4 separate regions of the Homo sapiens genome follow, and all the other regions are linked to region 2. Evidence: chromatin contacts called from ENCODE Hi-C or POLR2A ChIA-PET data. All regions are on one chromosome and are shown on one strand. Each heading gives the region's core, a stretch centred on a gene start or an enhancer-like site at or near the end of the contact. The rest is flanking DNA. Distances are from core to core; before and after follow the strand shown.

Evidence for each region. A loop is a pair of places that touch in the nucleus more often than their neighbours do. ChIA-PET counts read pairs that join two places held with the same protein, here RNA polymerase II (POLR2A). Pooled maps may share reads with other maps.
Region 1: a loop to region 2 is called in a map with no recorded cell type, with 8 times the contacts of the local background. The contact joins the promoter of SLC4A11 here to the promoter of ATRN in region 2. A Hi-C loop is called at or near these places in 1 of 168 maps with a recorded cell type or tissue (PC-9), 5 of 37 single-sample maps with no recorded cell type and 11 of 50 pooled maps. POLR2A ChIA-PET finds 5 or more read pairs at or near these places in 3 of 52 experiments (A549, BJ and Panc1).
Region 3: a map with no recorded cell type shows a loop between it and region 2 (2.3-fold over the local background). The contact joins the enhancer-like site here to the promoter of ATRN in region 2. A Hi-C loop is called at or near these places in 1 of 168 maps with a recorded cell type or tissue (heart left ventricle), 1 of 37 single-sample maps with no recorded cell type and 6 of 50 pooled maps. POLR2A ChIA-PET finds 5 or more read pairs at or near these places in 4 of 52 experiments (A549, WTC11, activated CD4-positive, alpha-beta T cell and 1 more).
Region 4: a loop to region 2 is called in a map of ascending aorta, with 1.9 times the contacts of the local background. The contact joins the promoter of ADAM33 here to the promoter of ATRN in region 2. A Hi-C loop is called at or near these places in 1 of 168 maps with a recorded cell type or tissue (ascending aorta) and 1 of 50 pooled maps. POLR2A ChIA-PET finds 5 or more read pairs at or near these places in 2 of 52 experiments (MCF 10A and WTC11).

The regions. Positions count from the first base shown.
Region 1 is chr20:3,237,843-3,241,220 of GRCh38, forward strand. SLC4A11 (solute carrier family 4 member 11) reads right to left here and starts at 1,348. Exons shown (of 20, transcript NM_001174089.2): 1 at 1,253-1,348. The coding sequence starts at 1,295. RefSeq lists silencers at 1,158-1,337, 1,438-1,597.
Region 2 is chr20:3,468,940-3,472,592 of GRCh38, forward strand. ATRN (attractin) reads left to right here and starts at 2,079. Exons shown (of 29, transcript NM_139321.3): 1 at 2,079-2,578. The coding sequence starts at 2,169. RefSeq lists an enhancer at 1,666-1,805 and a silencer at 1,906-2,465.
Region 3 is chr20:3,338,271-3,341,845 of GRCh38, forward strand. DNAAF9 (dynein axonemal assembly factor 9) reads right to left here. Exons shown (of 37, transcript NM_001009984.3): 10 at 2,234-2,369. Among named protein-coding and RNA genes, the nearest start is that of DNAAF9, 68 kb to the right of the region's middle. Within about 2 kb of position 2,266, at least 12 of the 41 ENCODE cell types and tissues checked have a DNase peak (open chromatin) inside an H3K27ac peak, as active enhancers do; they include heart left ventricle, where a contact is called at or near this core.
Region 4 is chr20:3,680,345-3,683,895 of GRCh38, forward strand. ADAM33 (ADAM metallopeptidase domain 33) reads right to left here and starts at 1,666. Exons shown (of 22, transcript NM_025220.5): 1 at 1,564-1,666. The coding sequence starts at 1,660. RefSeq lists an enhancer at 1,091-1,984.

The DNA of each region.
Region 1 (3,378 bases), core at 98-2,597, 230 kb before region 2:
AGGAGGAGAGACGTTCCAGGGATGTCTTCCCACCGAGTTAGTACCAGTACCATGTTCGCTAATCCAGGTTTTCCTGAGAAAACCCTGCCCCGCTGCAGCGAGAGGAAGGGACCGGGCCCGAGCGGGCCTCTCCCCCTCTCTCCTCGGATGCCAAGGCGGGGGATCTCTCTGCACATCCCTCTTCTCACTCTCAGACCGGTCCTGGGGGCCATAAACGCCCATTGCAGGCGCAGTTCCCCCGACCCCCGTCACGCGCCCCGGGTCACACGGGGGCCGACAGGCAACGGTCTCCAGTCCTGGGACCGCGTCCCGGCCGCCTGGAAGCCAGAGCCGTTGGTCCAAAAGGGAGAACAATTGGGGGTGGGAGGAGTATCTGAGGGACACATGGGTCGGGGGAGGCTGCGCCCTCCCTGGGCCGGTCCCCGGATGGTCCCGGCTGTTTGTGCCTCGCTGTCGGAGGAAGGAAGCGACAGGAGGGGCCGCGTGCACGAGAGGAAAGCGCCTCCAGACTCGGAGACCCCGGGGGTCGGGGCGCAGGATGTGAATGCAGGCGCGGGGCGGGAGCCGGGGCTGCATCCTGAAGTGGGGGGCGGGGGCGCTGGGGCGCGTCCCAGGCCGTGGGCGACGAGGGTCTGGGAGGGTTGGGCCGGTGCACACTCCGCTTCCGTCCCGGCGGCCCACGTGCAGGTAAAGGGTCGTACAAACCTGGGTCCTGGCGGGGACCCAGGGCTGGCCCTCCCGTGTCAGAGCAAGGGAGAAACCGCTGCGGCCGCGCAGGGCACGGTCAGGGGTCCCGGGACTCCCAAAACTCCAGGGGTTCCGGGGCTCCCACCGCGGCGCCGGACGGGAAGATGCCCGGGCGGAAGGTAAAATGAGACCTTCCGAGGCGGCGGCCCGCCAGGCTCCCAAAAGCTCGGCGCTCGGGGCGCTGGGAGCCCCACAGCTCCGCCCTGCCCACTTTCGAGCTCCCCGCCCTCGACCCGCTGCATCAGCTGTTCAAACCTGGTAAGAAATTCAAGACGGCGACAGCAGAGCCCTAATGAAACCAAGCGCGCGGTGGCCGCGAAGCCGCGCCCGGGCCTCCCGCACCCGCGCCCTCCTCCCCGCGGCTGGGAATCCCGCAGCCCTCTCGCCCACCGGCCCCGGCCCGCGCAGGCAGACGGCATCCGCGTTCTCCCCGGGGTCCCCGACGGGAGACGGTGGCGGAGACCCGGGCGGCCTTCCCGCCGCGCCCCCGGGTTCAGGCACCCACCGCACGGCTGCAGATGGAACACGCGCCTGGTGGCCGCGGCCATGGCACACTCGCGCACTCACGGCCGGGCTCCTCACGCGGCGCTCCGGCGCTTCTGGACCCCAAACTCGGCGACTCGGGCGGGCCGGCGGCGGGAGCCGGCGACACACCCCCACGCCGCGCCTGGGTCCTAATGCCGCTCAGACGCCGCGCCCGGGCGCGGTAGGCAGAGCTGCCGAGGGCTGGGACCCGGCCGCCCGCCCCGCGCCCTCACCCGCGGGAGGCTGCTCCAGCCGGGCTGGGCTGCTCCCCGCCGCCCGCAGCTGCTGGGCCAAACCGAGTAGACCCGGCTCCTTCGAGCCTGTGCGCGCCGGACCCAGCAGACCCAGCGTCGCGAGTTTAGGGGCTGGACGGGGCCGGGGAGCTTCTGGGAAAACGTTCGACTGCGCCACGAGCCCACCGAGCTGTGCGACTGAGGCAGACCCCGGGAGGGCTTCCCCCGCGTCCGCTTTAAGTACGCGGCCGGCCCCTGTCTCCTCCTTTCGACCGGGGACCTCCGCAGGGCCACGCCCGCTGGCTGCCCCGCCTCCTGCATTTATCCCGGTAGCTCCGGCCGCAAGTCCTTCTCCTCCTCCTCCAGGAAGCGCGCCCCGACTGACTAGACGGACCTCCGTGCATTCCCCGGGCTACGCCCTCGCCCGCTGAGACGGCGCTCTCCGAGCTCGGCTGCTTTGGGTTTTCGCTGCGAGCCTCGCCAACTTATCTGCCAGCCTCTTCACGTCCTCGGCCTTCTATGAGGTCAAGGTCATGGTTCGCCCCCTTTTTCCTTCCCCAAATGGCCCTTGCGCCCTGTCCCCTTTCCTGGACCGGCTGCGACCCGCCCGGGGACGCGCCTTTTCGGGGCGCTTAGTCTCCTGCGAGTAGGGCGTGTGCGCGTGTGGGTGCGCGTGCTGCGATGCGATCCGGCAAATGCAGCTGACGAACCCCTGGCCTGATCCACGGTGGCTCCCAGTAGAAGGCTCTACAGCCCTTGGAAACGGAACACGCAGCTCCGTAAAGCGCTAACCAACCTCCCGACCCCTCCGGCCGCCATCGCTTTCCGGCTCAGCCGCGCTGGGACGGAGTCCTCGGCCACTGTGCCCTAACCATGGTAGAGGAACGGGGACAGGCCGGGGCAAGCCCACCTCTGCGAAGGAAGGGCTTCTGGCGCGTTGGGGAAGCCTCATGCATAGATTGGGTGAGTAAGGCTGGCCCAGTTCTCCTCCCGGCAAGATAAGAACGCATTAGGAGGGAAGCGCTGGAGTGCTCCTCTTGGCGACGGATGGCCTGGGGCTCTGCGACAGACTGAGTACCCCACCCTCCCCCAGCGCGACTCCAGGAGGCCTTGTGGAAGATCCCAACACCATGACCTGCAACTGACTTGGGGCTGGCCACATAGTATTTTAGCAGGGGTGACTCTGGAGAGACACCAGGTCATCCTGCGCACCCCTTGGGACCTTTCCTAGACGCCCTCCAGCTAGAGCTCCAGTCCAGGCACTGACTCCCGGGTGGCGGGTGGAGGCTGAGGAAGAGCTGAAGGACACAGGCGGATGTCGCCCCCGGAGCATGGCTGCATAGGTGGCATGCAGGCTGGATCCCTGAAAAGCCACCTTGCCACCCCCAGTCTCCCCCATCTGGGAATGCCTTGGCTTCTGCACCTGCTCCCAGCAGCTCCCAAACACCTGGTCCTTCCAACCCACTTGTTCCAGGAAAGCCTCTGGGATGGAGGGCGCTTCCCCTTACCACAGTCTCCTCAGCGCTCCTCAAAGGACCTAACCCCTCAGCCCACTGAGGAAAGAGGAGCCCATGACCAAGCCGCCCCTAGTCGGCTATGGGCCCCCTCTGTCCGCTCCCTGACCGTCTCTCAAAGGAACTGGCACTGAGCCCTTCTCTGCTACACCTGTGCTCTGCCCCTGCGGTTCTGTTCCCTCGGCCTTCCTGGAGGGAACCCCTGAGGCCCACACGCCTGCTGCCTCCAGACTGACCGTTTCAGAGGCTGTTTCCTTCAGTCCTCCCACCTGCCTCCTGTCCTGTGTAGATCGTCTGACGCTGAAGGCAAATACTGGTGCCCCAGATCTCCTGTCCTGTGCCCCACTGGGTCCTTACAT
Region 2 (3,653 bases), core at 829-3,328:
CCAGGCTTGAAGAAGATGCAGTGAGGACAGTCAGGACCTGAGTATGAGAGTGGGACCTGGGTATGAGTGTGGAAATCCATCTTAGAACCTTAAAATTCCATACTCTGAGGTAAAGCTGAGAGGCTCCACAGGTCTATGAGGGTTTTTCTTTGTTTCCCAGGGACTGTAAGGTGCCCAGATTCTGAGGTAGGTGCCATAGGAATATTCCTCATAGCACAAGCATTATGTCGGACAATGTTCTGCTTATCTATTACTGAGTAACAAACCTCTCTAAAACTTAGAGGCTTAAAATAACATAAATCATAATTTATGAAAAATTATAAATAATTCATCACTTAAGGGTTAAATGATAAATGAGTTATTTCTTAGGATTTTGGATAAGTCACAGTTAGGAAAGACCTGTTACTGTTGTAGGTAACATGGAACAGCCCAGACGGTTGGAATAACCCAACCCAGATAGCTTCTTCACTCAATGACTGATCCCTTAGCTAGGATGGCTCCACCAGCTGAGCGGCCCAGCTCTCCCTCTCCAAGTCCAAGTGGTCTCTGCACATGGTTTCTCTCCAGCAAGGTGGCTAACGGGGTGCAGCTCATGACCACCAACAGCTCAAAATCAAGGCTGCCAGGTCTTTTTTTTTTTTTGAGACAGAGTCTCGCTCTGTCCCCCAGGCTGGAGTGCAGTGGCGCGATCACGACTCTCTGCAACCTCTGCCTCCTGGATTCAAGCGACTCTCCTGAGTAGCTGGGATTACAGGTGTGTGCCACCACGCCCGGCTAATTTTTGTATTTTTTGTAGAGACAGGGTTTCACCACGTCGATCAGGGTGGTCTCGAACTTCTGACCTCGTGATCTGCCCGCCTCGGCCTCCCAAGGTGCTGGGATTACAGACGTGAGCCACCGTGCCCGGCCAAGGCTGCCAGGTCTTTTTTAAGCTCAGAGCTAGAAACAAGACATTGCTACTCCTACCAACTTCTTCTATTGGTGAAATTGAGTCATGGTTTCTCATGGTCTCAATCATGACCCAGCCCAGATTCCAGGGTCAAGGACCATAAAAGGCTACATTGATGGAAGACATGTCTCATTGAGGGACACCAGAGTAACAACTACCAGACAAGAAGGGGCAGGTCTGTGTGAGCGCCATTTCCTAATTCTATATTGCCCACTCTTCAGAGAAGATGGTTGGAGGGCAAATTGTGGGGAGCAAGGTAACTCCAAACTTTTACAGAATTAAAGGTAGGGGGTCTGGTCAGCTACAGTCCATCTGTTATCAAGAGGCCTGGCTGTGTGTCTTCATTCAGTTTATTAGGCATTTACTGAGCACAGCCTACATGCCAGGTTCTTCATTTTTTGACACAGGGTCTTGTGTTGCCCAGGCTGGAGTGCAGTGCTGCGACTGCGGCTCACTGCAGCCTTGACCTCTCCAGACTCAAGCGATCCTCCTGCCTCAGCCTCTGGAGTAGCTGGGGATACAGGCGCGCACCACCATGCTCGGCTAATTTTTGTATTTTTAGTAGAGACAGTGTCTCACCCTGTTGGCCAGGCTGGTCTCGGATCCCAGAGATCAAGTGATCCGCCTGCCTCAGTTTCCCAAAGTGCTGGGATTACAGGCGTAAGCCTCCGCGCCCGGCCTATGCCAGGTTCTACATGTGTTCTTTCTTGACTCTTGTGTTACAGAGGCTCGAATGAAGCCTGGCTTCTACAGTACCGCACCCAGCACCTCGCTGCGATGCAGCCTCCTGTACCCTTTCCGTCCGGCAGCTGGAGTTAGGGCAGAGTGCCGGGTCTCTAGGAGGGCAACACTCAACGCAGTCGGCTCCTAGGCATCCAGTGGGGCTGCAACCCCGCCGCCGGGGACGAAAGGCGAAGGGGGAAAACTAGAGCTTTCGCCGGCCGGGACAGCGCAGCCGGGTTTCAGCTCGTTCTACGGTCCACGTCAGAAGATCGCCTCCGGCGCCGCGGACGCCGGAGACCACTGTCTGCGCCCCCGCACGCACGCACCCACGTACTCGCGCACGCGCGCGCCGGCCCCGCCCACCGCCCCGCTGTGGCCCCTTTGGACCGCACGAGCCACCGTCCGCACAGCCCCGCCCCGCACGGCCAGGCGAAGCGGAGCCGGCCGTGCGGTGTGTGTGTATGTGTTCGCGGGGCGCCGTCTCAGCCCCGGGAAGATGGTGGCTGCAGCGGCGGCAACTGAGGCAAGGCTGAGGAGGAGGACGGCGGCGACGGCAGCGCTCGCGGGCAGGAGCGGCGGGCCGCACTGGGACTGGGACGTGACCAGGGCTGGGAGGCCGGGGCTGGGGGCCGGGCTGCGCCTCCCGCGGCTGCTGTCTCCACCGCTGCGGCCACGGCTGCTGCTGCTGCTGTTGTTGCTCTCGCCGCCGCTGCTGCTGCTGCTGCTGCCCTGTGAGGCCGAGGCCGCGGCGGCGGCGGCGGCGGTGTCGGGCTCAGCCGCAGCCGAGGCCAAGGAATGTGACCGGCCCTGTGTCAACGGCGGTCGCTGCAACCCTGGCACCGGCCAGTGCGTCTGCCCCGCCGGCTGGGTGGGCGAGCAATGCCAGCACTGCGGGGGCCGCTTCAGGTGAGTGGCGGGTGGTGTCGGAGGGTCGGGTCCAACCAGAGGCTGGGGCTGAGGGGCGTTCGAGACGGCTCCAGGTCAGAGGGAGATGCTGGACAGAAAGTGGAGAGGGTAGGGCCGCCCTATGGGGTTTGAGGGCCATTTGCTTCCGGGGAGATCATCGTCTCTGGCCTGGGGTCTTTCTCTGTTGGAAGGTGAAAAGGTGTGGGGCAAGGGTGGGGGCACCCCGACGGTATTTGGGTGCTTAGGTTAGTTAGATGGGAAGAATGCTGAGGGACCCAAAGAGCATCAAAGCCGATCGCTCTAAAACTCGGCGTGTTTCAGCTAAACGAGGTATCCAAGGAAAGGTGGTCGAGCCAGGTTTGCTTGAACACTTCCTTTTAACATCCACATGTGCCCTAGGACCCGATGAGTTCCCCGATGCACTGGAGATGTGGGGTGCTCTGAAGAAACAGGGCCCTGGAAATGCTTTGTTGGCTGGAGATAAAAGGGAAAGGGTAGCATTGTAAGATATTAGGGATAGAAGGACCAGTGGTCCTTCTAAAGGAAAGTGAGGAAACTAGCCTTTTGGCAAAAGCTCCCTGGAGGTGGCAAATTGGAATAGGGTCTGTGGTGAAGAGGGAATGGAAGGAGATTCCTATTTGCCTTGGTTTCTGGACAATATGAAGTTCTGAATTGGCTTAGTTTGGGGCAGTTCCTCTTGGAGAAATCAATAAATTAATTAGCAGTTATCGTTATTTGCTTCAGTTGTGCAATGATTTTCCAGATAATACAGACAGATTAGCCAGACTTTGGCCTTGTCCACAGGGAGTTTGGAATATAGCAAGAGAAAGATAATGTGCGCACATAACCCTAGTCATAAGGGTTACAGAGTCATTCACGCCTTTGACAGGTATTTAGCTTACTGAACACATGTCTGATGTGGGGGAGTGGGGAAATGTGAACAAGACAGACAGGGCCTCTGCTCTCATTGACCTTAACATTCTAGTGGGAGCAACAGGCACTTAACAAGTAAATAAATGAGAGAAATAAACATGGTAATTTCAGGTAATGGTAAATGCTATCAAGAAAATAAAAA
Region 3 (3,575 bases), core at 1,016-3,515, 130 kb before region 2:
TCAACACTTTAAAATATCATTTCACTCTTTTCTTGTTTGTATGGTTTCTGATAAGAAGTCCCCTGGAATTTTCATCCTTGTTCCTCTATAGGTAAGGTGTTTTATTTCCCCTTTTGGCATTTTAAGAGATTTTCTCTTTGTCTTTGATCTTCTGAAGTTTGAATAGGATAGGCCTACACATAGATATTTTGGGATTTATCCTGCTTGGTGTTCTCTAAGCTTCCTGGGTCTGTGGTTTTGTGTCTTTGTCATGAATTTTGGAAAATTCTTGGCCATGACTACTTCAAGTACTTCTTCCGTTTCCTTCTCTTTCTTCTTCAGGTATTCCCAGTACATGCACATTATACCTTTTGAAATTGTCCCAGGGTTCTTGGATGATTTTTTTTTTTTTTTTTTTCTGAGACGGAGTTTTGCTCTTGTTGCCTAGGCTGGAGTGCAATGGTGCGATCTCAGCTCACTGCAACCTCCGCCTCCTGGGTTCAAGCGATTCTCCCACCTCAGCCTCCCTAGTAGCTGGGATAACAGGCGCCCGCCACCACACCCAGCTAATTTTTTGTATTTTTAGTAGAGATGGGGTTTCACTATATTGGCCAGGCTGGTCTCGAACTCCTGACCTCAGGCAATCCACCTGCCTCGGCCTCCTGAAGTGCTGGGATTACAGGTGTGAGCCACTGTGCCCGGCTGGTTCTTGGATGATTTTTTTTTTCTCTCATTGTTTTCTTCTCTTCACACTCCTGTTCGGGAATTTTCTATTGACCAATGTCACGCTTACTGATTCCTTCCATGGATATGTCTGCTCTACTGATAAGCCCATTAAAGGTATGCTTTGCTTCTATTACAGTGCTTTTGAATCCTAGAATTTCCTTTTGATTCTATCTTCAAGTTTCCACCTCCCTGTTTACACTATTCATCTCTTCTTACATGTTGCCTATGTGTTCCATTAGAGCCTTTAACATTAATCATAGTCATTTTTAATAATCTGTATATTACAAAATATGAGTCATATCTGAGTCTGGTTCTGATAGTCGCACTGTCTCTTCAAATAGTGTTTTTTCTTGCCTTTTAGCATGCTTTGTAATTTTTTGTTGAAAGCCAAAAATGATGTATCAGGTAACAGGAACTGAAGAAACAGACTTTTAATGTGGGATTTTATGTTAATCTGGCTGGGAGTTAGGTTCTGTTTAATGTTTTCTGAAGCTGTAGGTGCCAGGGACTTCAAATCCCTCTAGTATTCTTCTATTTTTCTTCCCCATTTTTCTTCTTTGGGTTCCCTGTGAACTCCATCTTAGATGTACCTTGCAGCTCTGTCAGCAGTAACCCCCTATTATATTGTAGACCTCTGCTAAGGTAATGGGGGAGGGAAACATTCTATGATTTTACGGTTAAATCTCAGTCTTTTAGCAGGCCTGTGTCTCCAGGCTGTGATCATCAAAAGTGTTTCTTAGCTATTTCCCCCTCTCCTAGGGAAGACAGGAAGCCTACAGTGGCATGTGCCTGTGGTCCCAACTATTCAGGAGGCTGAGGTGGGAGGATCACCTGAGCCTGGGAGGTCAAGGCTGCAGTGAGCCAAGGCTGTGCCACTGCACTCTAGCCTGGGTGACAGAGTGAGACCCTGTCTCAAAAAATAAACAAACAAACAAAAAAACTAGTACCTACTAACCACAGCTTTCCTGATTGCCAGAGACATTTTGAAAATACTCAAAATTCCACTGAGATAGCATAGACTTTCACAATCTAAGTCTCATATTCAGGTCTAATGTTTTCTTTAAAAGAATGTAGCAGACAATCTGCCACCAAATGCAAAAATCTTCTCTCTGGCACTCTCAATAAACAATGATCATCAAGGTTGGCTTCTGTCCTTAAATGTTAACAGTCAAGGCATAACAAACTTAGGCTTGGAATAACTATCTTCAAATTATTTTGAATTTTAAAAATTCTATTGACAATATTACTCTGACAACTTAAAGACTGGTTTGTGAAACTACGTTCTTAACCTTTTTCCTTCAAGTATTTCAAAATTAAATGTGATGCTTTCAAATCATACCTAGTTTGTACTATAAAAAAAGTACAAACAGTTTCTAATCACTTCTTTTCACTCTAGAACAACTTCAAATTCAGGGTTAAATCAACACACTAACTGGAAAAGGTTCTTTTTGTCTAGCTCCCCCCACCCACCCCACCCCCACAACTTGATAATAAAACTAATCAAGCACCAGGCAGTCCAGCCACTTACCATGTGCTTGGCAAAGCTCCCGCCGGGACCAGTGCTTCGTACCAGATGTCCTTCAGAAGGGAAGTTAAAGTTGCCAGCATTCAGGTTTTCTCGTGTGGAGTGATTACCAAAGAGAACAAATGGCTGCCGGTTAGGGCTAGAGAGGGAAGTCAAAAACATGTGATTAGAAAAGAGTTCCTGGCCAAGGCAACCTTCCATGACCTTAATAAGTCCTCAGGCTTTTCTGAGGGACACTTGCGGCCTGAGCAAAGTGGTCAGTCAGTACAGTCGACCGAATATCCTTGGCTGGTTGGAAACGGATGCCAGCTGTCTCCCTACTGACCCACAGGGATCAGTTAACATTTAGGGACATAACTAAACTCAAGCTAGGTTTGTATTTTCAGCATGTCCCACTTTTTGAGGAATAAGTTCCATAAGCTTGCTGTCCATGATACAGTGATAGAGCAAAACTCCGGTATTATAAAATAGAATTTTAATAGAAATATGAGTCTTAAAGGATGACAGTTATGATACTTGGACTAGACAGACAATAGGGCAGTCACCAATTCCTGAGTAACTTTCAATAGGGAAGGAGCACAGGAGGGTTGCAAATTTTCTCAATACCACACATACCTGGCTCTGTACCCACCCCCTTCCTCCCTGTCCTCTTGGCTGAACTTTTCCTCTCCCCTACTTTCTGCTCACTCCTCAGCCCACTCTAATCAGCCTCCTCAGTCATTTCACCCAGAGAGTTCTTGCCAAAGTCACCAAGTGACTTCCATGTAGCATACAGCAAATCCAACAGATAGTCTTCAGGTCTTCCTTCCTTCCTTGGTCTCTGAGAAGCACTTGACTCCCTCCCACCCTCCACTGCAAGAACTGCAGTGCAAGACTGCACTCCCCTCAGTCTCCCCAGTCAGTCACCCTCCTCTTCCACCTGGTCTCCGAATAGTCCCAGGGTTTACCTGCAGCTTGCTGCTCCCTCCTCTCCTCTGTGATGATGTTCCCTATGTCTGCTCCCCTTCCAGTTCTTGCAGGAAATAAACGGCATCACAATCCACCCAGGTACCCAGCCATCTGAAAGGCCTCCTTGACTTCTGCTTCCTCCGCCTTCAAATCTAATTAACCTTCTCAAAAGCCTTCCTATTTAACCATTTTCTTCCATCTTCATGGCCACAACCTTAGTCCATGCTGCCATGATTTCTTCCCTGGACAACTGCAACACTTCCTCACTGTTTCCCTGTTTCCACTCTTGCCCTCCTATAATGGATTCTCTACATTGCAGTGATGATAATATATATACATATTTTTTTGAGACGGAGTCTTGCTCTGTCGCCCAGGCTGGAGTGCAGTGGCGCGATCT
Region 4 (3,551 bases), core at 416-2,915, 210 kb after region 2:
GGTACCCAGTCCCAGCTCCCAGAACAGACAGCCTCCCCCCTCCACGCAGCCCTGGCCTCAGTCCTGCTGGGCTGATGGCTGCCTGTGGAAGTGACTCAGCTCCTGCTAGGCCACCCCAACTCCTTTTTTCTCCTCCACCTTCTCTCCCAGACTACAAACATCAAAGACCCTTCCTCCAAGAAGCCCTCCTTGATTGGATGAGTGAATTGCCATCAGGCAGATGAGGGCCGAGAGGAGTCTGCCACCTTGGAAAGGAGGCTAGAGGGGCCAGTGCAGGGAGGGCTCTGAGTGGATGTGGGGGAGGGGAAGGAGGGGAGGTCTCTCAGCCCAGAGAGCACTTAACTGAGAGTAGAGAACCAAGCTTTGCTGCTCCTAGGCCTCTAAGGGTTTGGGGAAGAGGTAGGGTGGGCCCGGGCACAGGTGTGGTGTGGGTGCAGTGTGGTGTGTGGGTGCTGTCCACATGGCCTTGCGCGCACGTGCTGGCCACGGGCACCCTGACCCCAATGAGGGAGAGAGGGGCAGAGCTGGAGCTGGAGCTGGAGCTCCGGTGACCGGGTGAATGGGGGTGGAACCCGAGGGAGCCAGGCTGGTATTGGGCACATAGACGCCCCTCTCCCAGGGGTCCCATCACCTCCCCTGACCCCAGGATAGGGCTCAGAGGGGAGGGAGCAGTGGACCGCCTGGGGCCCTCCCCTGGGGCCAGAACAGACCAGGCCCCTGTACCTGTTTGGTCCCCACACAGTGCTGTGGAAGCCACCGCCCAGTCTGCATAGCACAGCCCAGCCCCGCATGCCCCCTCCCTGGTTGCCCTCCCTGTTCCCGGCCAGGCACTTGCTGTGCAGGACTGGCTAATCCTCCCACCCGCTTGCAGAGGTTGTTCCAGCCCCATCTTAACATCTTTGTTTGGAGGGGTTACCCCGAGGAGACAGCTGCAGTCTTCCCAGAGCACTGCTAAACAGACACCTTCTATCTGGAGAGGCCCTTCTCTATCTCACCAAACAAGGCAACAATATAAACAACATACACACTGCCCTGCTGCCCTGGGAGGAGGGACGAGGGGTGAGCAGGGTGGAGGCCACAGCTAGTTCTGCAGCCTGAGAGCAAAGCAGGGACTCTGGGGGACTCTTGGGCATGGGGGCTTCCTAGAGGACGGAGCCCCGCTGAGTCCTAAGGGGTGGAGGAGCAGGAGCGGGTCACACGGTGGCCTGCGGATGGAAGCTGGTTGTGAGAGCGAGAATCCAGGAAGAGGGGGCTACGGCTATGGGCTGGGGGCTGGGCTGCCCCCGAGGGGGAGGGAGCCATGCCCTCTGCTTTGCCAGCGGAGTGGCAGCCGGGCAGTGTGGGCAAGTCCGGGCCCGGGGCCAGCCCAAGCACACTTGAGCGTCCCTGGGCAGGTCCCACGGAGACCCCCCCAAAGAGTCCCCACGCCCTGACCTACTGGCCGTATGGTGCCGGGGCCGTGAGACCCTCCGCGCGCTGACCCGAGCTCTGAGCAGAACCCATCCCCGCCACCACCACCGCGCCTAGCCTGCCCCTCAGGGCGCACCCCGCCCGCGTCCTCACCTTGAAGCACCCCGGCGCCTGGCACTGGCCAGAGCAGCAGCAGTAGTAGCAGCAGCAGCAACGGGGTCCCCCGAGCTCTCCGGGGCCTCCAGCCCATAGCTGTGAGCTCCTCGGCCTCTAGGCAGCGGCTCGCAACTCCGGCTCCGCCCAGGCTGGATTGCGGCCGACCCGTGCCCGGTGCAGCCTCAGGCCGCCGCCTTCGGACCTTCCCGCCCCCACCTCCCACCGCCCGCCCTCGCTCCCGCCTCCCCTCCCCGCCAACCCCGCTCGGAGCCTGGCCAGGGGCCCCGACGGCGCGCGCCATGGGGGAGCCGGGTCGCCACTCCCGGACCGCCGCCCCTCGAGGGGGTGGAGCTGGGCGGAGGAGGGAATCCGTGCGGCCCCTCGGATGACCGGCCCGAGCCGTCCCTCCCCGTCGGTCTCAGAGGGCCTCTACTCCTGAGAGGAGGAGAGAACCGCTGGGAAGGTTCTTGGAGGACCGCGGCGTGGTGGGATGAGGCGGTGGGCAAAGGCCGCCTCTCGCTGCTGAAGTTGGCCCCAGGAGCGCGATCTTCCGTGGTCTCCTGGGGCCGATCTCTGTCCCCTCCTTGCTACCCGTCCTGCCCCGAGGGTGCCCTGGCGGAGGTTGAGTCGGGTCATCCACCTGCACTGGGTGCCCCCAAGGATAGGAAGGTTCAGGCAACCGGCTGCCGCTGTCTTGGGGGCTTCATTGCTGGGCAAAGGCGATGCAGCAGACGGAGACAACCTTTCTTCCCTGGCGGTGGCCAGAGGGCAGAATTGCATAAAAGCTGCAGACTCCCAGGCCTGGGAGACCCTTTCGGCCTCAGTAACATCTGTTTCATGTTTTAAACTTTTGTTTTCCTACTCGGTGCAAATTTGGATGAGATGTTAACTTTTTTTTTTTTTTTTTTTTTGAGATGGAGTCTCCCTCTGTCGCCAGGCTGGAGTGCAGCGGCGCGATCTTGGCTCACTGCAACCTCCGACTCCCTGGTTCAAGCGATTCTCCTGCCTCAGCCTCCCGAGTAGCTGGGACTACAGGCGCGCGCTACCACCCCCAGCTAACTTTTGTATTTTTAGCAGAGACGAGGTTTCACCATTTTGGCCAGGATGGTCTCAATCTCCTGATCTCGTGATCCACCCGCCTCGGCCTCTCAAAGCGCTGGGATTACAGGCATGAGCCACCGCGCCCGGCCGGAGATGTTAACTTTTAAGCAAATCTTTTTTTTTTTTTTTTTTTTTTGAGACAGAGTTTCTCTCTTGTTACCCAGACTGGAGTGCAATGGCATGATCTGGGCTCACTGCAACCTCTGCCTCCCAGATTCAAGTGATTCTTCTGCCTCAGCCTCCCGAGTAGCTGGGATTACAGGCATTCGCCACCACGCCTGGCTAATTTTGTATTTTTAGTAGAGATGGGGTTTCTCCATGTTGGTCAGGCTGGTCTCGAACTCCCGACCTCAGGTGATCTGCCCGCCTCGGCCTCCCAAAGCGCTGGAATTACAGGCGTGAGACACCGCACCCAGCCTACTTTTAAGTAAATCTATTTGTTTTTGAGAATTTGGAATGTAGTAATTTGGTTAGTGAAAGTTCGAGCAGTGAGAGAAACCTACATTCACATATCTCAAAATCAAAAAGTACAGAAAGCATAGGGAAAAGTCTCCGTGCTCTTAGCCCTCCTCACCAACAGGAAACCAATATGATTAGTTTCTTTCATAGGCTTTTAGATTATTTTTTCACACTCAAGACAATACAGACATATTTTTTTCTCTTATTAACGTTTTTCTGCACTTTGATTTTCTTTTTTTTTTTTTTGGTCGCTTAATACACCTTAGATATCAGTGCGTTTAGAGGGTCCTTGTTGTTCTTATGATTATTATTTAGAGACAGGGTCTCACTCTGTCACCCACGCTAGAGGACAGTGGCCTGATCATGCCTCATTGCAGCCTTGAAATCCTGGGCTCAAGGTATCCTCCCACCTCAGCCTCCTGAGT